Linked DNA regions of Homo sapiens: region 2 is linked to region 1. Evidence: read pairs that join two places in POLR2A ChIA-PET (ENCODE). Cell type or tissue: PC-9. All regions are shown on one strand. Each heading gives the region's core, and the rest is flanking DNA. Links, peaks and the distances in the headings are about the cores only.

Region 1 (7,511 bases), core at 1,182-6,181:
TTCTTGGCCTGCAATTATTTTCTTTTTGCACATTGAAGATGATCTTTCTGCTATCCTCTGTCTTTTAATGTTGCTCTTGAGAAGTTAGCTCTCAGCTTACCTTGCTCTGTTGAAGATAATCTGACATTTTTTCCTGGCAGTTTTTAAGATATTCTCTTTGTCTTTGGTATTCTGCTATTTCACCACATATGTCTAGGTGCAAATTCTTTTTGAATTAATAGACTTCATTTTTTTTTAGAGCAGTTTTAGGTTCACAGCAAAATCAAGTAGAGAGTAGAGTTGGCCAGATGCAGTGGTCCATGCCTGTAATCCCAGCCAAGGCAGGAGGATCGCTTAATCCCAGAATTCGAGACCAGCCTAGGCAACATGGCAAACCCCATCTCTACAAAAAAATACAAAAATTAGTAGCCAGACCTGGTGGTGCACGTCTGTAGTCCCAGCTACTAGGAAGGCTATTAGAAGGATCATTTGAGCCTAGGAGGTCGAGGCTGCAGTGAGCTGTGATTGCACCATTGCACTCCATCCTGGGCGATGGAGTGAGACCCTGTCTCAAAATTAAAAAAAAGAAAAAAGAAAAAGAAAAAAAACCAAAGTACAGAGAGTTTCCACATGCCCCTCCCTCGTTTTCCACACACAGCCCCCCTTAACATCAACATCCTCCATGGGTGTTGTACATTTGTTACAATCAATAAACCAACATTATCGTTATCGACCAAAGTCCATAGTTTACATTAGGGTTCACTCTTTGTATTGTAAATTCTATGGGTTTTGACAAACTTATAATGAAATGTATATACTATTACAGCATCATACAAAATAGTTTCACTGTTCTAAAAATTTCCTGTTCTAATCTATTCATCCTCTCTCACCCCAAACCCCTGGCAGCCACTGATCTTTTTACTGTCTCCATGGCCTTGTCTTTTCCAGAATGTTACATAGTTGGAATCATACACTATGTAAGCTTTTCTAGGTGTAAATTAATTTTTTTTTTTTAGAGGAATCTCGCTCTGTCGCCAGGCTGGGGTGCAATGGTGCGATCTCAGCTCACTGCAACCTCCGCCTCCCGGGTTCAAGCGATTCTCCTGCCTCAGCCTCCCAAGTAGCTGGGTCTACAGGCATGCACCACCAAGCCTGGCTAATTTTTGTATTTTTACTAGAGACGGGTTTCACCATGTTGGCCAGGCTGGTTTTGATCTCCTGACCTCGTGATCTGCCCGCCTTGGCCTCCCAAAGTGCTGGGATTACAGGCGTGAGCCACCACACTCAGCAAATTAAAAAAAAATTTTATCTGGCCAGGCAAAGTGGCTCATGCCTGTAATCCCAGCACTTTGGAAGGCCAAGGCAGGTGGATAACCTGAGGTCAGGAGTTCAAGACCAGCCTGGCCAACATGGTGAAACCCCTTCTCTACAAAAATACAAAAATTAGCCGGGCATGATGGCGGATACCTGTAATCCCAGCTACTTGGGAGGCTGAGGCGGGAGAATCGCTTGAACCCAGGAGGTGGAGGTTGTAGTGAGTCGAGATCACGCCACTACACTCCAGCCTGGGCAACAGAGCGAGACTCCGTCTCAAAAAAAAATTTTTTTTTATCCCACTTGGGATTTGTTGGGCTTTTTGAATCTGTAGATTAATGGCTTTGATCAGTTCTGGGAGATTTTCAGCCACTGACGTTTCCAATATCACGTTTTCATTAGTCTCTCTCTTCTCTCCTGAAGTTCCAGTTACAAGAGTGTTAGATCCATTTCTCATTTATTCTTCGTGTCTTTTACTATTTCTTGCTATTATTTTTAATCTTTATGTCTCTCCATGCTCATTTTGGATTATTTCTTCTGACCTTTCTTCCAATTCACCAATTATCTTTTTTGCTATGTCCAAAATGCTTTAAATTTGCTATTGATTTTTAAATTTTAGTTAATTGTATTATTCATTTCTAGAAGTTCAGTTTGTCCCTTCAAACCTACTGTCACTTTTCATCCTGTTCCAGGCAAATATTTTCAAGCTACTCTATTGTTTATTTAAATATGGTTGTTCTATATTCTATGTAAAATAATTCCAGTGTTTAAATTCTTTATAGATATGTTTCTATTGTCTCTCATTTCTTCTGGTTCTTGCTGTGTGGTCTCATTTCCTTATGTGCCTGATTATCTTTTTTTTTTTTTTTTTTTTTTTGAGATGGAGTCTCACTCTGTCACCAAGCTGTAGTGCAGTGGCGCGATCTCAGCTCACTGCAACCTCCGCCTCCTGGGTTCAAGCAATTCTTCTGCCTCAGCCTCCTGAGTAGCTGGAACTACAGGTGCCCGCCACCATGCCCGCCTAATTTTTAGTAGAGACAGAGTTTCATCATATTGGCCAGGCTGGTCTCAAACTCCTGACCTCAGGTGATCCACCCACCTCGGCCTCCCAAAGTGCTGGGATTACAGGTGTGAGCCACCGCGCCCGGCCCTGATTATCTTTTACTGTGTGCTGGCCGTCGTACTTAAATATTTCTTTGTGTGACTCATTTGGAGCCTTGACTGAAGGACCTCCCTCCAGAGAAGGTTTTCATTTGCTTCTTCCAGAAACCTTTGGAAGAAACAAATAGTCTAGGGTCACCTCAATCTAAGTTCAAGGCTTGAGGTTACCGACCACCCAGGAGATACAAATTAGAGCTGCAAGTCTGTTACTGGAAAGGAGTCCCAATCCAGACCCCAAGAGAGGGTTTTTAGATCTTGTGCAAGAAAGAATTTGGGGCGAGTCCATAGAGTAAAGTGAAAGCAAGTTTATCAGGAAAGTAAAGGAATGAAAGAATGGCTACTCCACAGGTAGACCAGCAGCACCATGGGCCTCTGGTTGTCCATTTTTATGGTTATTTCTTGATTATACACTAAACAAGGGGTAGATTATTTATGAATTTCCAGGGAAAGGTGTGAGCAATCCCCGGAGCTGAGGGTTCCTCCCCTTTTCAGACCCTATAGGGTAACTTCCAGATGTTGCCATGGCATTTGTCAGCTGTCATGGTGCTGGTGGGAGTGTCTTCTAGCCTCCTCCTCACCTTACAGCCAGTAAGAAATAGAACCAGGCTAATGTATTATAATTATCATATAGTGAGCAGTGAGGATGACCAGAGGTCATTCTCATTGCCATGTTGGTTTTGGTGGGTTTTGGCCGGCTTTTTTACTGCAACCTGTTTTACCAGGAAGGGCTTTATGACCAGTGTGTTGTGCTGACCTCCTGTCTCATCCTGTGACCAAGAATGCCTAACCTCCTAGGAATGCAGCCCAGTAGGTCTCAGCCTTATCTTACCCAGCCCCTATTCAAGATGCAGCTGCTCTTCCTCTGATTCAAACGCCTCTGACAAGTCCATACTGGGGCTGGTTTACTTCTGAGAGTATGGCTCTTTGGGATCCCAACTAATTTGGGGGAAGGTCTTCTATTTGATCTTCCACCATGTGCTCTGGACTTTTATTTGTGTACATTGCCTAGAGGAGTTATCAAAACAACAGTTCAAACTAGCCCAAATCAGGAAGTGCCCTCAGAGTAAATGTGAGTTTCCCGTATGGTTTATCTGTCTACGTTTCTGTTTTCCCTTTAGCTTTGTTCTAGTGATGCCTTACCCTATGGCTGCACCAATATGTCAGTGTTTTTAGTTGTTTTCTTTTTTTCTTTTTTTTGAGACAAGTCTTGCTCTGGTGCCCAGGCTGGAGTGCAGTGGCCTGATCTCTGCTCACTGCAACCTCCGCCTCCCAGATTCAAGCGATTCTTGTGCCTTGGCCTCCCGAGTAGCTGGGATTACAGGCATGCACCACCATGCCCAGCTAATTTTTGTATTTTTAGTAGAGACGGGGTTTCCTCATGTTGGACGGGCTGGTCTTGAACTCCTGACCTCAGGTGATCTGCCCACCTTGGTCTCCCAAAGTGCTGGGATTACAGGCGTGAGCCACCGTGCCCGGCCTTTAGCTGTTTTCAATAGGAGAATTGATCTGAGGAACTTGGCGTGGCATTCCCAGAAAAGAGAAGCCGGCCAGATGGCAGACTCCATTTGAAAGAGATGGAAACTGTGGCTTAGAGAGGTGAGGCCACTTGCCTAGGGCCTTACAGCCAGTAAGAAATAGAGCCAGGCTGCAAGCTGAGGGCCGTTTTACACCAAATTCAGTGTTCTTGTCCCCACTCCCTGGCAGCACCCTCTTGATTTCTTTATATGTAATGAGGAAGTCAGAGAGTCTCTGAGGGCCCTTTGGACTCAGATGTTCTCCAACCAGGATTTCACGGCTTTTCAAATCTCTAAGACTCACTGAGCCTCCTCCTCACCTTCAGTCTGGGATTTAGAGAGAATTCCTAGATCAGCCATGAGGGGGCAGTGGTGTGCAGAGAGTGCCCAGATTCTAAAATGATGACACAGCCAAGGGCTTCTTTCTTTGTGGAGGTCTTTGCTTCTCACTGTCAGAGTAAAAAGAAAATGATGCAGCCTAGTATTCTAAGTCCCCTGTCCCTTCTGCTTCATTTGTCCAAGTCTGGTCGATGCCGCCTCTGGCACAGAGGATGGGACACAGAGATAAGTCATGTTGTGTCTCTACCATCAAGGACCCATGGTCCACTAAACCCTCTCCAGGCTAGGTTTCTGGCTGATTTTCCACCTCCTTGTCTTTGCTCTTGCTGTTCTCTGCACTGAAGTGCCTCCCCTTTCTCATCGCTGCCATTACATTTCCCCTCATTCTTAAGGTTCAGTTCAGACGCCACCTCCTCTCTGGAGCCTCCCATCCACCCCCATCAGCACCCCGCTCCCTCCCCTGCGCTCCCAGCCCAGGTTCTGAATCTCTCTCATGGCTTGAATTCAGGTCTGGCCATGTGCTTGTATCACCCTCCAGACTGGAAGCTCCTCAGGCAGCTAGGATCCCCATCAACCCTGGACCCTGTGCCAGCCCAGAAGATCAAGAGTGCTGGAGAAAGGGAAGCTGGAAGAAGATCTGCTGGCTGGGATTCCTGGCAGGGCTGAAGGAGATCAGAGCCTGCACTGAACAGACTCCACCGCGGCAGCTCCTTTCTCTACTCTGGACTCCAATCCTTTTGGGATCCTGCTTTGCACTCACTGATGAGAAAATGACAAGGGACACCTCCAGCTCCAAGAAACTATGGATTTTAAAAAATGAAAGTATAAAAGCCCCAGAAGAAAACACAGGAGAATGGCCAGCCGTGGTGGCTCACGCCTATAATCCCAGCACTTTGGGAGGCTGAGGTGGATGGATCACTTGAGATCAGGAGTTTGAGACCAGACTGGCCAACATGGTGAAGCCCTGTTTCTGCTAAAAATACAAAAATTAGCTGGGCTTGGTGGCGTGCCCCTGTAATCCCAGCTACTCTGGAGGCTGAGGCAGGAGAATTGCTTGAACCTGGGAGGCAGAGGTTGCAATGAGCTGAGAAATGCAAATCAAAACCACAAGGAGATACCATCTCATGCCAGTTAGAATGGCAATCATTAAAAAGTCTGGAAATAACAAATGCTGGTGAGGATGTGGAGAAATAGGAACACGTTTACACTGTTGGTGGGAGTGTAAATTAGCTCAACCATTGTGGAAGACAGTGTGGCGACTCCTCGAGGATCTAGAACTAGAAATACCATTTGACCCAGCAATCCCATTACTGGGTATATACCCAAAGGATTATAAATCATTCTACTATAAAGACACATGCATACATTTGTTTATTGCAGCACTACTTACGATAGCAAAGACTTGGAAGCAACCCAAAAGCCCATCAATGATACACTGGATAAAGAAAATGTGGCACATATGCAACTTGGAATACTATGCAGCCATAAAAAAGAATGAGTTCATGTCCTTTGCAGGGACCTGGATGAAGCTGAAAACCATCATCCTCAGCAAACTAACACAGGAACAGAAAACCAAACACTGCATGTTCTCACTCATAAGTGGGAGCTAAACAATGAGAACACATGGACACAGGGAGGGGAACATCACACACCGGGGCCTGTTGGGGGCATGGGGAAAGAGGAGGAAGAGCATTAGGACAAATACCTAATGCATGTGGAGCTTAAAACCTAGATGACGGGTTGATAGGTGCAGCAAACCACCATGGCCCATGTATACCTATGTAACAAACCTGCACGTTCAGCACATGTATCCAAGGACTTAAAGTAAAATTTTAAAAAAAGCAAAAAGAAAACAGAGAATTTCTGATTAACTTTAGAGCTAGAAAGACCTTTCTATGCCTCAAAACCAGAAGCCATAAAGAAAAAAGTATATAAATGGCTCTTATGCTTTTGAGGAAATGCTCAGCCTTATTCATAAGGCGATAATTACAATTTTAAAATACAATTGAGATTCCATTTTTCTCCTATCAGACTGGCAGAAATCCAAAGGTTTGATAACATTCTCTAAGCAGCACCATGGAAAAGCAGGTACATGTACTGTTGCTGGAGGAGGAGAGTTCCCTCTGCATAATCCCCACGGAGGACAACATGGCAACATCTACCCAAATTACAAAACACCGGTGTTGGGCAGAATTCTGAGGTGACCCTCACTGGCCTTCACTCTTCTGTGGTCCCCTGCCCTTGTATGAGTGTAGGGCCTGTGAATAAGATGAGCATGTGAACCAAATGATTGTATTCCATTATATGACAAAAGGGATTTTGCAGATTAACTGAGGTTCCAAGTCAGTTAACCTAATGTTAGGGAGATCACCCTTGTTGGACGGATCTGACTGGGTGAGCCCTTGGAAAATGGCAAGCTTTCTCTGGCAAGAGAAATTCATCAGAGATTTGAAGCATGAGAAAGATCTGTTCGGCCATTCCTGGCTTGATGTTGGAGGGAGCTGCATGGTGAGGACTGTGGGTGTCCTCCGGGAGCCCAGGGAGGCCCCTCCTGGAAGCCTGCAAGAAACCAGAGACTCAGTTCTACAACCACAAGGATCCAGATTCTGCCAACAACAAGAATGGCCTTGGAAGTAGATTTTCCCCCCAGAGCTTCCAAAAAAGAACCAAGCCTGGCCGCCACCTTGGTTTCACCCTGAACTCAGCACCCAGTTCAGGTGAGACTGTGAGCTAAACAATGGGTGTTTTTTTAAACTGCTGAGTTTATGATAATCTGGTATGCAGCAATAGATAACTCATACAGTACTTTCAACCTGCCAGGCATGGTGGCACATGCCTGTGATCCCAGCACTTTGGGATGCTGAGGTGGGAGGATTGCTTGAGCCCAGGAGTTCAAGACCAGCCTGGGCAATGTGATGAAACTCTGTTACACTGAGAATATTAACCAGCCGTGGTGCCACATGCCTGTAGTCCCAGCTACTTGGGAAGCTGAGGTGGGAAGATCGCTTGAGCCCAGGAGGCTGAGGCTGCAGTGCATCGTGATCATGCCACTGCACTTTAGCCTGGGCAACAGATCAAGACCCTGTCTCAAAAAAAAAAAGATACTCTTAAATCAGGAATTCATTTTTGGGAATTTATCCTGCAGGTATACCTGCACACATGTGAAACAGTGCATATGCACAATTACTTATTGCAGCACTGTTT
Region 2 (7,511 bases), core at 1,609-6,608, 570 kb after region 1:
CTATAATTTTGTTTCTCTGCATATTAGTATTTGTATCATTTGATATTTGTGTTTTTTTTGTTGTTGTGTTGTTTTGTTTTTATTTGGAGACAGGGTCTCGCTCTGTCACCCAGGCTGGAGTGCAGTAGCGCCATCATAGCTCACTGCAGCCTTGATCTCCCGGGCTCAAGTGATCGTCCTGCCTTAGCTTCCCAAGTAGCTGGGACTACAAGTGTGCACCACCATGCACAGCCAATATTTTTTATTTTTATTTTTAGTAGAGACGAGGTCTCACTATGTTTCCCAGGCTTATATTCCTTGTTCACAGCAAGAACTGGATCATACCTCAATTGAGAGATTGAATCAAACGTGGTGGAATTGAGAAGCAGCATTGACACTCCTGGGAGCACACTCCTTCCAGGAAACAACAAAGGAGTCCTCTTGTGGTTGGTATGCTGTCAAATAAGGAATATGTAGTGCTGGAAACATTGGCTGTCATGGAAATACCTGGTTTAATCTCTCCCACTTATTAGCTGGTTCTTCTGCAAGTTATGCCTCAGTTTGCCTACCTCTAAAATGAGAATTCTATGTGAGTCTAAGCTAATAATCAAATCCTTACTAAATCAATTATCAGTCAAATATGAATTTTGCCTGAGAATGCCTCCCTCTACAGATATTAGAGATTGACTTTGGGGTATTTGAAAGATATTTCAAATATAATATCTTGGTTTTTAGTCTGGATTTAGTAGATAAATATTTTTTTTTTTTTTTTTTTTTTTTACCATGGCCAGTGATTTTGAAAAGCATTCTAGACTGAACTTGAGAAGACTGCTTCACAGCTAGTAGAGAGGACACAAATGTGACTTTCTTGGCAAAGCATTGTGATCATTGCCTGCCTTGGTGCCTTACAGAGGTCCTCTCCCAGCAGGTCATGGAAAATAAGTAACTTGACACAGGAAAGGAACTTGTATACTGCAAGTCAGTTGGTTTGATAAGTTGATTTAATCACAAAAGTCATTAACATTGAAGGCATCTCAGGCCAGACGCAGGGTCTCATGCCTGTAATCCCAGCACTTTGGGAGGCCGAGACGGGCAAATCACTTGAGGTCAGGAGTTTGAGACTGCCCTGGCCAACATGGTGAAACCCTGTCTCTACTAAAAATACAAAAATTAGCTGGGCATGGTGGTGCATGCCTGTAGTCCCAGCTGCTTAGGAGGCTGAGGTGGGTGAATCACTTGAACCCCAAGATGGCACCACTGCACTCCAGCCTGGGCGACAGAGTGAGACTCTATCTCAAAGAAAAAAAAAAAGTCACAGGCATCTCAAAGAAGTTCATTAAGAAAGGGCTCATGTGGATCATTGATTTATTTTTATTATCTTAATGTGCTAATTGCTATATATAATGCCTAAAAAGAATAGATAAACATATGCAGAAGAATTAATTTGGACCCCTGCCTCACATCATACACAAAAAATTAACTCACTGGATCAAAGACCTAAATGTAAGAACTAAAACCATAAAATTACTATAAGAAAAAATAGTGGGCCGGGCACAGTGGTTCACACCCATAATCCCAGCACTTTGGGAGGCCAAGGCGGATGGATCACCTGAGGTCAGCAATTCGAGACCAGCCTGGCCAACATGGTGAAACCCCGTCTCTACTAAAAATACAGAAATTGGCCAGGCCTGGTGGCGGGCGTCTGTAATCCCAGCTACTCGGGAGGCCGAGGCAGGAGAATCACTGGAACCTGGAAGGTGGAGGTTGCAGTGAGCCGAGATTGCGCCATTGCACTCCCGCTGGGCGACAAGAGCGAAACTTCATCTCAAAAAGAAGAAATCTTAGGGGTATATCTTCATGGCTTTGGAGTAGGCAATGATTTGTTAGATAAGATGCCAAAGGCTGGGCATGGTGGCTCATGCCTGTAATCCCAACACTTTGGGAGGCCAAGGCAGGAAGATCACTTGAGCCCAGGAGTTCAAGACCAACCTGGGCAACAAAGTGAGACCCTGTCTCTACTTTTATTTTTTAAAGTAAAAAAAGATTTAAAAATTTAAAAAGACACTGAAAACACATACAACCACATACATACATACACACATATATGTATGTGTATATATATTTAAATCTTAAGTCTATACACACACATATATATACATATATACATATATGTATGTGTATATATATATACACACACAACAAAGGAGTTGTGTGTGCGTGTGTATATATATATATATGTATGTGTATATATACTTAAAATTTAAAACTTTTGGCCAGGTACAGTGGCCCACACCTATAATTCCAGCACTTTGGGAGGACAAGTCAGGCAGATTGCTTGACCACTGCACCCCACCTTTTTTTCTTCTAATTTTCTGTCTCCCTATCAGGGAATCCAGCCTGGTCTCCTGTGTGACAGGCAGGGATACTATACAAATGAGGATACATTTTCACTTTCTTGATGGTGTCTTTTATTTACTTTTTATTTTTTATATTTATTTATTTATTTATTTTTTATTTTTTTTGAGACGGAGTCTTGCTCTGTTGCCCAGGCTGTAGTGCAGTGGCGTAATCTCGGCTCACTGCAACCTCCGCTTTCCAGGTAGAAGCAATTCTCCTGCCTCAGCCTCCCAAGTAGCTGGGATTACAGGTATGCACCACCATACCCGGCTAATATTTGTATTTTTAGTAGAGACAGAGTTTCACCATGTTGTCCAGGCTGGTCTTGAACTCCTGACCTCAGGTGATCTGCCCGCCTTGGCTCCCCAAAGTGCGGGGATTACAGGTATGAGTCACCATGCCCGGCCCAGTGGTGTCTTTTAAAGCATTAAAGTGTTTTGTTTTGTTTTGTTTGAGACAGTATCTCACTCTGTTGCCCAGGCTAGAGTGCTGTGGTGTGATCACAGCTCACTACAGCCTCAACCGCAAGGGCTCAGGCAATCCTCCCACCTCCCAGGTAGCTGGGACTATAGGCACATGCCCCCATGTCTGGCTTTTTGTATTTTTTATAGAAATGGGGTTTTGCCATGTTGCCCAGACTGGTCTCAAACTCCTGGGCTCAAGTGATCTGCCTGCCTCAACCTCCCAAAGTGGGAACACAGGCGTGAGCCACCATTTCCAGTCAGTGCAGCCATTTTATTTTAAAAATATGGGGTCCCAGCCCAGCGTGGTGGCTCAAGCCTGTAATCCCAGCACTTTGGGAGGCCGAGGCGGGCAGATCACAAGGTCAGGAGATCGAGACCATCCTGGCTAACACGGTGAAACCCCGTCTCTACTAAAAATACAAAAAATTAGCCGGGCGTGGTGGCAGGCACCTGTAGTCCCAGCTACTCCGGAGGCTGGGACAGGAGAATGGCGTGAACCTGGGAGGCGGAGCTTGCAGTGAGCCAAGATGGCGCCACTGCACTCCAGCCTGGGCGACAGAGCGAGACTCCGTCTCAAAGAAAAAATATATACATATGGGGTCCCACTCTGTTGCCCAGGCTGGTCTCAAACTCCTGGGCTCCGGTGATCCACCTGCCCCAGCCTCCAAAAGTGTTGGGATTACAGATGTGAGCCACGGTGCCTGGCCCCAGAGTATTTTTTTAAGTGGTTGCAGGGCTGGGTGCGGGGTCTCACACCTGTAATCCCAGCACTCTGGGAGGCTAAGGCAGGCAGATCACTTGAGCCCAGGAATTTGAGACTAGCCTGGAAAACATGTTGAAACCTCATCTCTACAAAAAATACGAAAATTAGCCGGGTGTGGTGGTACACACCTGTAGTCCCAGCTACTCAGGAGGCTGAGGTAAGAGGATTGCTTGAGTCTGGGAGGTTGAGGCGGCAGTGAGCCATGATTGCACCACTGCACTGCAGCCTCGGTGACAGAGCAAGACCTTGTCTTAAAAAAAAAAAATTGTGGAGGTTAGAAAGCAGTAGGATAACAAAGTGCTGAAAGAGGCCAGGTGCAGTGGTTCATACCTGTAATCCAGCACCTTGAGAGGCCAAGGCCAGAGGATCACTTGAGCCAAGGAATTCAAAACCAGCCTAGGCAACATCACAAGACCTAGTCTCTACAAAAAAAAAAAAAAAAAAAAAAAAATTACTTGGACATGATGGCATGGGCCTGTGGTCCCAGCTGTGTGGGAGGCTGAGGTAGGAAGATTGCCTCACAAGGTCTAGGCTGCAGGGAGTTGATTGCACTACTGCATTCCAGCCTGTATGACAGAGCAAAAACCTGTCTCAAAAACAAAACAAAACAAAAAAGCAAAGTGCTGAAAGAAAAACCGTCAAGCAAGAATTCTATATCTGGCCAGGCAGCATGGGCGTGGTGGCTCACCCCTGTAATCCCAGCACTTTGGAGGCCGAGGCAGGCGGATCACTTGAGGTCAGGAGTTCGAGACCAGCCTGGCAAACGTGGTGAAACCCCGTCTCTACTAAAAATACAAAAATTAGCCAGGTGCAGCAGCCGGCATCTGTAATCCCAGCTACTGCGGAGGCTGAAGGAAGAGAATTGCTTGAGGCCAGGCGTGGTGGCTCATGCCTGTAATCCCGGCACTTTGGGAGGCTGAAGTGGGTGGATCACCTGAGGTCAGTAGTTCGAGACCAGCCTGGCCAACATGGTGAAACCTCGTCTCTACTAAAAATACAAAATTTTTTTTTTTTTGTATTTAAAAAATGGGTGGTGGGCCCCTGTAGTCCCAGCTACTGGGGAGGCCGAGGCAGGAGAATTGCTTGAACCCAGGAGGCGGAGGTTGCAGTGAGCCGAGATTGCACCATTGCGCTCCAGCCTTGGTGACAGTACAACACTTCGTCTCAAAAAAAAAAAAAAAATTCTATATCTAACAAAACTGCCCTTCTAAAATGAGGGAGAAATTAAGATATTTCCAGATAAACAAAAGCTTAGGGGGGTTGTTACCACTAAACCTGCAGTGACTTAGCCTATGATCTTAGCACTTTAGGAGGCTGAGGCAGGAAGATCACTTGAGCCCAGGAGTTCAAGACCAGCCTGGGCAACATAACAAAACCCCGTCTCTACTCAAAATACAAAAATTAGCCAGATGTGGTGCACGCCTATAATCTCAGCTACCTGGGAGGCTGAGGCAGGAGAATCGCTAGAACCCGGGAGGCAAAGGCTGCAGTGAGCTGAGACCATGCCACTGCACTCAAACCTGGGCAACAGAGCAAGAGTCTGTCTCAAAAAAAAAAAAAAAAGTGCTATAAAAAGAATGTACTGATATATGTTAAAACATGGATGAACCTCAAAATCATTATGCTAAGTGAAAGAAGCCAGTCAAAGACCACATATTGTATGGTTCTATTTAAATGAAATGTCCAGAGCAGGCAAATCTGTAAGAAATAGAAAGTACCTTAGTGATTGTTTACAGCTTAGGTGGGTGAGCATTGGGGGTGACAGCTAAAGAGTAATAGGGTTTCTTTTTTTTAATTTTATTTATTTTTTTTTTACTTTTTTTTTTTTCCTTCGAGATGGAGTCTTGCTCTATTGCCCAGGCTGGAGTGCAGTGGCACAATCTCAGCTCACCACAACCTCTGCTTTCCAGGTTCGAGCAATTTTCCTGCCTCAGCCTCCTGAGTAGCTGGGACTACAGGCACGTGCTACCACTCCTGGCTTATTTATTTATTTACAGACAGAGTTTCACTCTTGTCACCCAGGCTGGAGTGCAGTGGCGCAATCTCAGCTCACCGCAACCTCCACCTCGCGGGTTCAAGTGATTCTCCTGCTTCAGCCTCCCAAGTAGCTGGGATTACAGGCATGCACCACCAGGCCTGGCTAATTTTGTATTTTTAGTAGAGGTGGGGTTTCTCCGTGTTGGTCAGCCTGGTCTTGAACTCCCGACCTCAGGTGATCTGTCCCCCTCAGCCTCCCAAAGTTCTGGGATTACATGTGTGAGCCACCGCGCCTGGCCAATTTATTTTTAGTAGAGACAGGGTTTTGGCATGTTGGCCAGGCTGGTCTCAAACTCCTGACCTCAAGTGATCTGCCTACTTCGGCCTCCCAAATTGCTAGAATTACAGGCGTGAGCCACCATGCTTGGCCATTTTTTTTTTTTTTTTTAGAGGCAGGGTCTAATTATGTTGCCCAGATTGGTCTTGAACTCCTGACCTCAAGTGATCCACCCACTTCAGCCTCCCAAATTGCTAGAATCACAGGTGTGAGCCACCATGCTTGGCCATTTTTTTTTTTTTTTTTAGAGGCAGGGTCTAATTATTTTGCCCAGACTAGTCTTGACCTCTTGGGCTCAAGTGATCTGACTGCCTCAGCCTCCCGAAGTGCTGGAATTACAGGCATTAGCTGCCATGCCTGGCCATAGAGTTATGGGGTTTTTTTTTTTTTAGGATGATGAAGATGTTCTAAAATTGTGCTAGTGGTTGCCCAGCTCTATAAATACACCAAAAATCATACTAAATATACTAAAAATGTATGAATTGTATGGTTTAGGAATTACATCTCAATAAACCTATTACCAAAGGAAATAAAAATAATAGGACTTCTTTGCCAACAGGACACTTAAAAGTCTGCACAAAGAGATAGGATCACTTAAAAATTCTAACATGCTCTTTAATTTGTATTAACAATTTAACCAGAGGCTCCAAACTAGTAGTCTGTAGGCCACACTTGGCTTGTAGTAGATGTGTCTTACAGGGACTAATATGTTTTTCAAAAATTAAACAAACATTAAACAGTTGGCTGTATATAAAATCCACATTTCTAGCTTCTCTCTTTTTTTTTTTTGAGATGGAGTTTCACTCTTGTTGCCCAGGCTGGAGTGCAAGGGCGTGATCTTGGCTCACTGAAACCTCCTGGGTTCAAGTGATTCTCCTGCCTCAGCCTCCCAAGTAGCTGGGATTATAAGTGCCTGCCACCACACATGGCTAATTTTTTTTGTATTTTTAGTAGAGACAGGGTTTTACCATGTTGACCAGGCTGGTCTCAAACTCCTGAACTGAGGTGATCTGTCCGCCTTGGACTCCCAAAGTGCTGGGATTACAGATGTGAGCCCTGCCTTTAGCTTCTCTTGAAAATCTGATCTAGCAAATCTAACAAATGGGACTCATGTAAGTTAGTCATATGTAGGTCTCATTCACAATGATGGAAACCTTAGTAATTAGAGCTGTGTGAAATGAAATGGGTTGCTTTTGTAATAATATATTATCACTGGTAGTACTCAGACATAGGTTATAGGTCAGGGAAATAGAACAATGATTCAGAGTATCAGAGGAGAGATCAGACTAATAATCTAAATCTATTCTGATTCAGCCTATGGATTCTGTTTGATAAAGTGGGAAGTTATATGGAATAAGCAGAATGAGATTCTCTACGCATTTATTCCTCCCCAATTCATTACATTTGGAGTGAAGATATGGTTAGAAGAGACATCATACACTATTACTGCCAGCGTTTCTGGTTTTCAAATCAAAGCCTAAAGGGCAGACCCTAAAGCCTTAGGTATTATTCGTTCTTGAAGCCAAGTTTCAGAAATACGTTGCTTTCCTTCTTGAATGAGTAGTAGAGGAGAAAACAAAAATAAAACAATTAA

What was found. Peaks named below come from ENCODE experiments on the same cell type or tissue, not always from the same donor. Only the 100,000 strongest peaks of a DNase experiment are listed, where the experiment ranks them.
Region 2: POLR2A ChIA-PET joins it to region 1 with 22 read pairs; 1 of 35 experiments calls an interaction of 5 or more read pairs at or near these places.

Annotation. Positions count from the first base shown.
Region 1 is chr1:31,559,909-31,567,419 of GRCh38, forward strand. It overlaps LOC124903917 (a long non-coding RNA gene), which reads left to right. Exons shown (of 3, transcript XR_007065609.1): 3 at 4,816-7,024. Among named protein-coding and RNA genes, the nearest start is that of TINAGL1, 13 kb to the right of the region's middle. RefSeq lists a silencer at 3,100-3,394. In PC-9, for the core only: CTCF peaks have their summits at 4,329 (motif pointing right) and 4,531; DNase peaks (open chromatin) are centred at 2,493, 3,173 and 4,333; H3K4me3 peaks cover 1,662 bases; H3K27ac peaks cover 3,752 bases.
Region 2 is chr1:32,129,488-32,136,998 of GRCh38, forward strand. The region is part of intron 1 of KPNA6 (karyopherin subunit alpha 6); the gene reads left to right. Among named protein-coding and RNA genes, the nearest start is that of KPNA6, 25 kb to the left of the region's middle. In PC-9, for the core only: a CTCF peak has its summit at 4,175; a DNase peak (open chromatin) is centred at 4,134; H3K27ac peaks cover 2,195 bases.